Regions from separate parts of the Homo sapiens genome. Here region 1 is linked to region 2. Evidence: chromatin loops called from intact Hi-C (ENCODE). Cell type or tissue: Calu3. All regions are shown on one strand. Region 1 overlaps REC114 (REC114 meiotic recombination protein). Region 2 overlaps NEO1 (neogenin 1).

What was found. A loop is a pair of places that touch in the nucleus more often than their neighbours do. Peaks named below come from ENCODE experiments on the same cell type or tissue, not always from the same donor. Only the 100,000 strongest peaks of a DNase experiment are listed, where the experiment ranks them.
Region 1: it touches region 2 in a loop (4-fold over the local background); 27 of 110 quality-filtered maps call a loop at or near these places.

Annotation. Positions count from the first base shown.
Region 1 is chr15:73,536,393-73,541,392 of GRCh38, reverse strand. REC114 (REC114 meiotic recombination protein) reads right to left here. Exons shown (of 6, transcript NM_001042367.2): 3 at 825-908. Among named protein-coding and RNA genes, the nearest start is that of NPTN-IT1, 31 kb to the left of the region's middle. In Calu3, no CTCF peak of the experiment used is centred here; a DNase peak (open chromatin) is centred at 2,012.
Region 2 is chr15:73,304,027-73,309,026 of GRCh38, reverse strand. NEO1 (neogenin 1) reads right to left here. Exons shown (of 29, transcript NM_002499.4): 29 at 3,822-5,000. Among named protein-coding and RNA genes, the nearest start is that of MIR12135, 6.6 kb to the right of the region's middle. In Calu3, a CTCF peak has its summit at 2,888; a DNase peak (open chromatin) is centred at 2,916.

The sequences.
Region 1 (5,000 bases), 230 kb before region 2:
TGATGAGCATAAACATTTGAGATGTCAGAAACAACTGAAATGTGATATGAAAGTATCTGTGATTTCCATTAGTGAGAAGGTCTAAAACTACTGTGGTCTGCTGGCCTTACATTCATAGTGGAAGGAAATGATACATTTCAATTAGAGGTCAGTGAAAATCCATGGAAGTTCATGGACCCCCTGAATTCTATGGAGACTCTGGGGTCTGTGTACCCCAGGTTAATACCCCTCCACTAGATAATCGTCTAACTCTCAGAGTCTGAGTCCCTCAAAAATTAGTATCTTTCACTTAAATTTCAATATTATCTACTCCATGAATGTTAACAGATTGGTTTTCATAGTTATTTTTGAAGGAAAATGATCCAGGTGATTAATATGACTGTTTCTTTGATGAAGATCATTCTTTACACTTAATACAGCTAGAAAGCAAGTAAAAGGGAAATTTTTTAATATTAAAAAGAAAAAATGAAAATACATATTCACTGAATCATTTGAAGGTATACACCTTTTTAAACATCCAAATCGCAAGACAAATGATGTACTCCACTTCCAATTTGTGCTTGGGGGATAGAGAATGGCTGCACAGCTCCATCAGACGCATACTGAGAAATCCATCAGAGCCTGACTCCTTAGCAATGTCCTCCTGCTAATGAGGCTTCTGCCTCTCTACGGTCCTTGTTTCATGTTTTTCTCATAGTACAAACCTTTCTTAAACATTTGTATTCTTCCCAGTACCCGTCACCTACCAAGAGATGCCCCCAAATACCTCCCCAACATACACACATAGAAGATGAGAAGAGTGTGATCATTAGCTTAAATCTTGCCTTTATCGTTGTTCCAAACAACAGACAATCCACGCGTCTTACAATCTTCAACCAGTCCTTGCTACCAATGAGTGAAAACCCTTCCTGAAACAAAATTAGGCAAAAATTAGCAACAGAAACAAAAATATGAAGAATAGCTATGGCTGCAGCTACTTCCTGTTAGAAAGTTGTATATTTGTTTATTGTGTAACTCAAACATAGTAGCAATGACTCAATAAAACCAGTTGCCAAGGATGACCCTTATACTAAGTCCTCAATGTCCTGGTGCTTTTCCTGCATGAGGAACGTAAGACAACTTTTTTTTCTTAATCTTTTTATGTTGAAAATCAATACAATACTAAAGATAGTTAAGTGTCCATAGTCATATTTGATATAAAATGCCTTTCTATGCCTCTAGGATTTGCCAAAATATTTTATATTCCCCCAAATCAAGGGTTCCATTATACTGATTTATTAACTTATCTGGCACGTCTCTAACTCCATAGTAAGAATTCTCTTCATAAGAATCTTATTTTCATATTCCTATGAATGGAAAATTTAAAGCAGTTTTCTTTTGGATACTGAATGTTTACTTCTTCATTTCCATCTGAAAAAACAAAAAAAGGCAAAGAGGGCAGTAGAGGGCACACAAGTCTCAAATGAGGGACAACAGTTGGATCCATAAAGTGAAAAGATAAACTTTCTCTGCCATTTACTAATAAAGTCAGTGGAATGAACTATCTGATGATTATGGCAGCTCTTAAGCGCCAGTTATGTTGTCACTGGTTTCCTCAGTTAAGCAACCCATTGAGTTAGAATATGTTTAGCATACAGTAAAACCAATCCAGGAGATTAACTGACAATATGCAAAAATTGCATGGAAACTGCCAGTCTACCCTTAAATGTTAGTCCACCACAGCCAGGGAAGGCTGCTGGAGTAATCTGAGAAATCCCCAACTCTTAAAAAAACAGAAGAAAATGTAGTCCCTTATCCATTTGAACCCTCACAAAATCCCTCTGCCTAAATCTCAGTATGGTGAAAGTTGCAACTTTCATAGAAATTTACAACCTGGGAAACAGTGAGGGTTAATTCTTTGATGCTTTCCTTAAAAAAAAAAAAAAAAAAAAAAAAGTAGCCGGGCGTGGTGGCAGGTGCCTGTAGTCCTAGCTACTCCAGAGGCTGACGCAGGAGAATGGCATGAACCCAGGAGGCGGAGGTTGCAGTGAGCCGAGATTGCGCCACTGCACTCCAGTCTGGGGGACAGAGTGAGATTCCGTCTCAAAAAAAAAAAAAAAAAAAAAAAAAATCAGTTCTGAAATGCTACCTCTAAGCATTTTATCAATAGGTTTTTTTTCCAAATGGAAAGAGAAGTTAGACAAACCATTTATGATTTCTTCTTAAAACCCTCTCAGAATTAGCAAAAAGAAATGTTGATTATTACATCCAAAAATACAGTTAATTGTAGTTTCAAGTGGCAATGTATGAGGAAACTGGCACTCACACACATTGCTGGTGGGAGTGCAAATTGGTACAATGCTTACGGAGGGCAATTTGGCAATATCAAAATTACAAATGTATTTACATTTGGACCCAGCAATCCCAATGCCGGGAATTCATTTTACAGATCAACCTGCCCATGTATGAAGTGATGCATGGAGAAGGGTAAGCATTTCTGCTTTTTTTTTTTTTTAAACATAAGATTGGAAACAACTCAGGTATGCATCAAAGGTGGATTGGTTAAGTAAATTGTGGTACTCTATACAATGGAATACTATACAGGTGTAAAAAGTAGTAAATGTTATGTATCAGCACTGTCCAGTAGAAATAGAATTTGAGCCAGGTGCGGTGGCTCACGCCTGTAATTCCAGCACTTTGGGAGGCCGAGGCAGGCGGATCACGAGGTCAGAGATCGAGACCATCTTGGCTAACACAGAGAAACCCTGTCTCTAGTAAAAATACAAAAAATTAGCTGGGTGCGGTGGCGGGTGCCTGTAGTCCCAGCTACTCAGGAGGCTGAGGTAGGAGAAAGGCGTGAACCCGGGAGGCAAAGCTTGCAGTGAGCCAAGATAGCGCCACTGCAGTCTGGCCTGGGCGAAAGAGCAAGCCTCTGTCTCAAAAAAAAAAAAAAAAAAAGAAATAGAATTTGAGCCACATATGTAATTTAAAGTTCTCTAGTATCACTTTTAAAAAAAGATAAATTGGCAGAATTGGTTTTAATATTTTATTTAGCCAACTATATCAAAAAACACTGAACAAATTGATGACTAGATTGTAAATGATGTAAAACATTAATGAGACAGTTTGCATTTTTTTTATACTGTCTTTGAAATCCAGTGTGTGTTTTACACTTATACCACATCTCAATTTGGATGTTGGATTTTCAATAGTTAAAGTGAAATGTAGTCCTACTAAAACAATAAAGTTGAGATTAATAGGAAAATATTGTTCACTGCTTTCATTTTTTAAATCTAAATTTAAATTAAATTAAATTTAAAATTCCATTTTTAGTTGCACCTGCCACATTTCAAGTGCTCCACAGCCACATATGACTCCTACTGATCTTGGACAGTGCAGCTCTATATAAACTGAACTCTAACACGTATTGTTAGGCAAAAAAGCAAGCTACATAACAATGTCCATCATATGCTACTTTTTTAATAAGAGAGAACATAACAATGTATATTCTTTACATAAAGAACTAGAGGACTAATACACAAGAGGCTAATAAAAATATTATCTGCAGGGAGTGAAGGCGAACAGTGCAGATGTGGCAGGGGTGGGAATAAAAGCTTTCTCTATGCCTTTTTACATTGCTCTGATTTTTGAGCTGTGTAAGCTTCTTATGCATGTATGAGAAAATTTGTGCAAACATTTGTGCTGGACAACATTATTGTTTAATGTTATGCTTAATGCTTATGCATAATGCTTAAATTTGTGGACAACACTGTGCTTATAGTTAACAATACTGTACTGATCACTTAAAATGAGGGTAAATTTCATGTCGCATGTTTTTTACCACAATTTTAAAAAGGCATGAAACAGCATAGCCTGTCTGGGAACCTGCAAGGAGACCACTGTCGCTGGAGTTGATTCAGGGGGGGATACCCACTACAATATGGCATGAACTCAAGGAAGAGGCAGAAGCAGGACCTGAGAAGGGGTGTGCCCTTCCTCCTCAACAGCAACTCTTAGTTGAGCTGCTTTATGGCTCTTCATCGATTTGTTCAAACCATTTTGCCATGGAGTTTCCTATATCTCTTCTGCCTCTTCCCCCTAATTTTTTTGCCTAATTAACCTCTGATCATTGTTCACTTCTTGCCTAGTCTCTCAACTAGGTGACTCTGTTGTACTTTCCCTCAACATTCCACTTTCTCTCATAGCATTTATCATTGTGTCTGTGTGTTTGTAGTGATTTCCTTAATGTCTATTTTTTCACTAGACTATAAGCCCCAAGAGGGAAGGGGCTAAGTTCGTTTTGCTCGCTAATGAATATATAGCACCTATTATAGTGCTTAACACTAGAAGGTGCTTCAATAAGTTTATTGAGTGAATAAATGAAACACTTTATTACAATTAATTAAAAGACTATCTATTGGGTACTATGCTCACTACCTGGGTGATGGGATCATTTGTATCCCAAACCTCAGCATCACACAATATATTCAGGTAACAAACCTGCACATGTACCCCTGAATCTAAAATGAAAATTGAAATTATTTTTAAAAATTAATTAGACTATTTCATGCCAGGACCAGTATCATTTCTTGGGAGCAGTGATGACCACAAATCTATTACCTATCCAATGATATAGAACATCTTACTTTTATTTGACTTATGCTAATGTTCAAAATTCAGAAAGAGTTCTTTCCTCCTAATGCTGAGATTTAGTAAAGAAGCCTGTGTGTCTAACCACTTGCCATACATAAATTTCAATAACTGATCTGCCTTGCTGTGAAAATCCACCTGTTTGAATCTCTTTTAAGGCTTATCCATCTAGAGAATTCAGTTTGGCTCAACTGATAGCTTCTCTGTAGCTTTTCCTGACTTTCTCACAATTAAGTGACCTGCTCTGTGTTCTCATAGCATGCTGTGCTTACTGCCATTAAACATGCGGTTAACATCACTGAGCTCCTACCACAGCTGGCCACTGTGCTAGGGGTTAAAATATAAGACACAGAATCTGTCCAAGAGGAGGG
Region 2 (5,000 bases):
GGGCCATGATGTATTAGTTACCTGATTTCAAGTCCATCTGCCTCACGAGGCAAGTTCATTTAGTGAAGACCTATGGTGTGCTGGGTGCTCGGGTGGAGAATCCAAGCACAGCTGCTTTCCTTAGCGAGGTCACAGTGTATTGGCGGAGACAGAAACGTGAACAAGAATGATCAGGGGACTGGATGGTTAGGCTGGGCCTTCAAAGATGAATAGATATGACCAGACAGAGAAAGCCAGTGGTCAGGGTAGGGGATAGAGAGAAATTGAGGCAGAGGAAACAGTAGAGGCCAGACATCACGGCTTATTCTGCAAGTGTAAATTGCTGTCAATGGTTAGGGCCAAATTCGGGTGAAGGGGCAGGTTAGTGGGAAATAAAAGGGACGAGGCAGACAGGGCCACACTGGAGTCTCTACCGTAGGGCAGGTGCTGGAGCTCTCATCGCACAGTGCTGAGCAGCGGGGAAGCATCAGATTTGCGTTAGAAGCAGCACCTGAACACTTGTGTGGAGGATCGCTCCCTGATTGCTGGTGAGACTCAGGCAGGGGGCTTAATTAGTAGTTTGCCTACCAGACAGCAAAGAGCTACTCTGGGGGACCTCTGAGAGGTAAGAGCTGGCAGGATTTGCTGAGCAATGTGCTGTGGTGTTGAGGGAAGAATTTAGAATGGCTCCCAGATTTCTCCTTTGGGCAACCGGGTCCACAGAAGGCAGACCCCATTAGCAAGGGGCTGACACCTAGTAACAGGGTGATGAGGCTTTGCTCCAGGACCCCGAGGAGGGAGAAATTGTAAACTGATGGCAACTCAGACACAAGCTGAGGTCAGTCTGCCTCTTAAAATCTGGATTAGGCTGATTGGAACCCACATTTCTTGACCTGTGTCCCCCTTTGCCCCCTGGACTTCTGAGAGTTCTCAGGTTTAGATTCTTATGGTCACTTCTGGCCCTCAGCTCCTGCTTCTAGCGAACCAATTCCATTCATGGGTCACCCGTGCCATGCCAGACTCATGGCCTGCCCACCGCCATGTTGGCCCAGATGCTGTTTTCTTCACTGGGGGAGTGTCCAGTAACACATTCAAGGCCATGTGCACACAGCAGATGTTACATGAGATTTGGGGAGCTGGAGGGGGTTCACTCCATAGAAGTGCAAATAGGGCAAGATCTTCTCATTTGGCCGGGCGCGGTGGTCCACGCTTGTAATCCCAGAATTTTGGGAGGCCGAGGCAGGTGGATCACGAGGTCAGGAGTTCGAGACCAGCCTGTTCAATATGGTGAAACCCTGTCTCTACTAAAAAATACAAAAATTAGCTGGGCATGGTGGCGGGTGCCTGTAGTCCCAGCTACTCTGGAGGCTGAGGCTGGAGAATCGCTTGAACCTGGGAATCGGAGGTTGCAGTGAGCCGAGATCACGCCATTGCACTCCAGCCTGGGTGACAGAGTGAGACTCTGACTCAAAAACAACAAAACAAACAAACAAACAAAAAGATCTTCCCATTTAAGAAAGGTCTTTGAACACCTTGAGGCCAGCCAGTTCCCACTGGGGTGCTTTCCCACAGAGCCCCTCATTCTTGCACCATCTTGTTGATTATACCGGTTGCGTGTCCCCTCCACCCCTAATTATTTCAGGAAATCCCGAATTATTCTTGTGCTATAGTGCAGCAGGTACTCCCACCAACCTTTTGGAGCTCAGCTTTAGGTCCCTTTCATTTTACAAACCAAGTTCCTAATTGAGGAAAAGGGTGTCTTGAGATGAATATCATCCACCATGCTTAGAGGGTAGTGGTAGTTTTAAGTAGCACTTTTCCAACATTATGTACATTTACAAGATTATTAAAAACAAGTATTATTTTCTCTCAACTACTGTCTCCTACCTCTTCCTCCTGCACCCCTGGTGAACTCCCTCCTTTGGTAGCTGGGAACCCTAGGTTAAGAATCGGGTACCTGCTGTCTGGGGTTCTGTCTGTGGTTAGCAGTGGTTCCTCTTGGCTCCCTGGTTCTCCAATCCCTGCCCATGGCCCTGTCATCATCAATTTGATGGCTTGCTTATTGCTTGTCTCCAGTCTCTCCTGATGGTTCTCCCCACTTCTGGCAGGAAGGTGGCTGCAATTGGGAGAGGTTGATGGATGGGGCAGGAATGGGGTAGGGGAAGAGGTGTTTCTTCTTCGTATACACCCTTGTCCATATGCTCATCTTAGAACAAATCTGCAAGATATTCTTGTGTTAGTTCCCAGCTTGAAGTTGGTCATGAGGCAGCACCATTGTTTCTTTTTCTTTTTTTTTTTTTTTTTTGAGATGGAGTTTCACTCTTGCCCAGGCTGGAGTGCAATGGCATGGTCTCTGCTCACTGCAACGTCCGTCTCCCAGGTTCAAACGATTCTCCTGCCTCAGCCTCCCAAGTAGCTGGGATTATAGGCGCCCGCCACCATGCCTGGCTAATTTTTGTATTTTTAGTAGAGACAGAGTTTCACTATGTTGGCCAGGCTGGTCAAGAACTCCTGATCTCAGGTGATCCGCCTGCCTCTGCCTCCCAAAGTGCTGGGATTACAGGCGTGAGCCACTGGGCCCAGTCCAGCATCGTTTCTCATGACTGTCATCTTTCATCTTTCACGTTTACCCCAGGAGGCCAAACGGCCATGGCTGCTGAAATGGGAGTGTTCTAGCACCAGAACACTGGGGACCTACTAGGATCCCTGCCAGGAGGGGGCTTCTTGTGCGCGTGTGTGAAGCCTTTCAGCACGCTCCAGGGCATGAGTCCTCGTGACTGTTTGTCTATCCATCCAAGAGACAAGCATCTGCTATTGTCAGAAACTGCCCCTGGCATTAGACATTCAGAAAGGAGTGAGAAATAATCTTGTCCCCACTGAGCCCACAGGGCCCAGGAAAAGACTCAAACAAATCATGGTAATATGTGCCAAGAGCTCCACCTAGGGACGCACAGGAGGGATAGTAGCAGCAGACGCCCGGCACTTAAGACAGAATGGCAGTAAAGAGGACACTCCAGGCAGACTGAGAATGGCCTCACTGGTAGCTTTCTGTGGCCACACCCCTGGTACACAAGGCAACATTAGTCTGGACCTGGAGGCTGTGGCAGACAAGCACCAACCTGCAGCTATGGGAGCATGGACTTCATCCTGAGCCCAGTGGAGTGTGGCTAATGGGAAGGACGGGATTTGGGCTTCCTAAAGTACACTCTAGCCACAGAGCAGATGAACAGTGGGGCAAAGGGAGCAGTGAGGACACTGTGCTCTGTGTTTAGCCCTCATTCTATTATTGCAAGCTCAGGCCTCTGGCTGCTGAGGTCCCCTATTCCCTGGCCCAGACTCTGGGACACCACGAGGAATCTTACACAGTGAACACAGTAAGGTGAGGCAGCCTGGGGCAAGCGGGCATCCCAGGAGACATCTGCTCCAGCTTCAGGTCCCTATGAGTGGTGGGGCTGGGAGTGGGGAGGCCAGGCCCCACGTGGACAGTCAGTCTGCCCTAACAGAATGCGCTGCCGCGGCAGGGACATGGCCTGCACTCCATTCAGGGACGGCTGCCAGGGGCCCCCTCTGATTCCTCAGGCTGCTCAGTCCCTGCAGGGCAGCAACAGGGGGATGGGAACAGGGACAAGACTCATTTTTGGTACTGGTGGACGGTCCAAACACCTCCTGCAGCCTCCTGGCTCACCTGCCACCCTTCCCTGAGTCTCCTCATAGACTACTGGCTTTACAGTTGTGAAGGCAACCGTGAAGTCAGTTAGAGGCTGGGAAGCAGGGGGCCCCAAAGTTGTTGTTATTTTTTTTTTTTAAGGACAAAGGAAAATAACTCTTTGACCAGACCAGAGTTTGATTGGATTAAAAAAGTGTATTGGATTTCCAATACTAAATAAAAACATGAAATCGTTTTTAAAAAGCCATAGAGTTTACAGCATCAACTACAGAAAAGGCCAAACAAGTGTGTACAGACGCCAGTCCCAGCAGCCCTCTGGGCCCCTCCCACAGGCAGTGCGGCGACAGACACAGGTGTTCCAAATCCCCCCGAGGAAGCTGCTGAGCGGCAGCTCAACCAGGACACTACAGGACACACAATGGTTTAGTTTCGAAAATCACAGGAAAATGTAAGAAAATGTATTAAATTGTGAAAAGGTGCAATACAGAATAGCTTTCCTTTTTCTTAATTTTTTAAAAAACCCCCAACTTTGAACAGTTATTTTATTTAAAAATAGGCCCCTCCCCCACCCGCCCCAATTCTGTGGCAGTATCCAGGTACCAAGGCCCTGAGGTAACAGAAGCAGTCAGGGTTTGTGGGAGGAAATGCCCCAAATACTGAGCATGTTCTTTGGGCAAAAGGTAGTTTCTGGGGAATCTGGCCCTCCTGGTGGCCAGAGTGCTGGGACAGCTCTCTTCAGGATCAGTTTAAGTGCACTGGTTTTCCAGAATCCCGCCTGGCACCCCCATGTGACCAGCGAGCTCGGCAGCAGCAGTTCCTGCATTGCACCTTTCATTGCCCCCCAAATCATAAATACAAAGAGTTCATCTTGTAAAAAAGCAAGTATGTGACAAGATCAAACATGGCAAATCCCCAAGTTCAAAGGCAGGTGGCCTGGGGTACCCACTGGTGGTTTCAGCAGCTGATCTCTTCTTGGCTATAGAACTGAAGCCCGATTTACTGTCTACACTGCCTTCCACGCTGTCTTCTGGGGATCTGTTGGGGAGTAGGGGAAGATGCCTGAGCGTCAGTCGTGTGTTTTCCATTATATATTCTTAATATTAAAAAACCACACACCTCAGCTCCTTACCTTTTTAGGAAAAAGAACCCAAGAACTATGTGCAAAGGCAATGGCTTCCATGTGTGGCTGAGCGGCTGGGTTCACCTCAGACAACTCCTGTGGCTTCATTCTCATCAGGGCTTAGCTGAGCTGCTGGGATGGGGGGGGTGGGCAGCTGTTTCCGCTGTCCCTGCCCTTGTTACTTGAAAAATAATATTCAGAAAGATGTGTGGAAGCCTCAGGGGGCACTGCAGC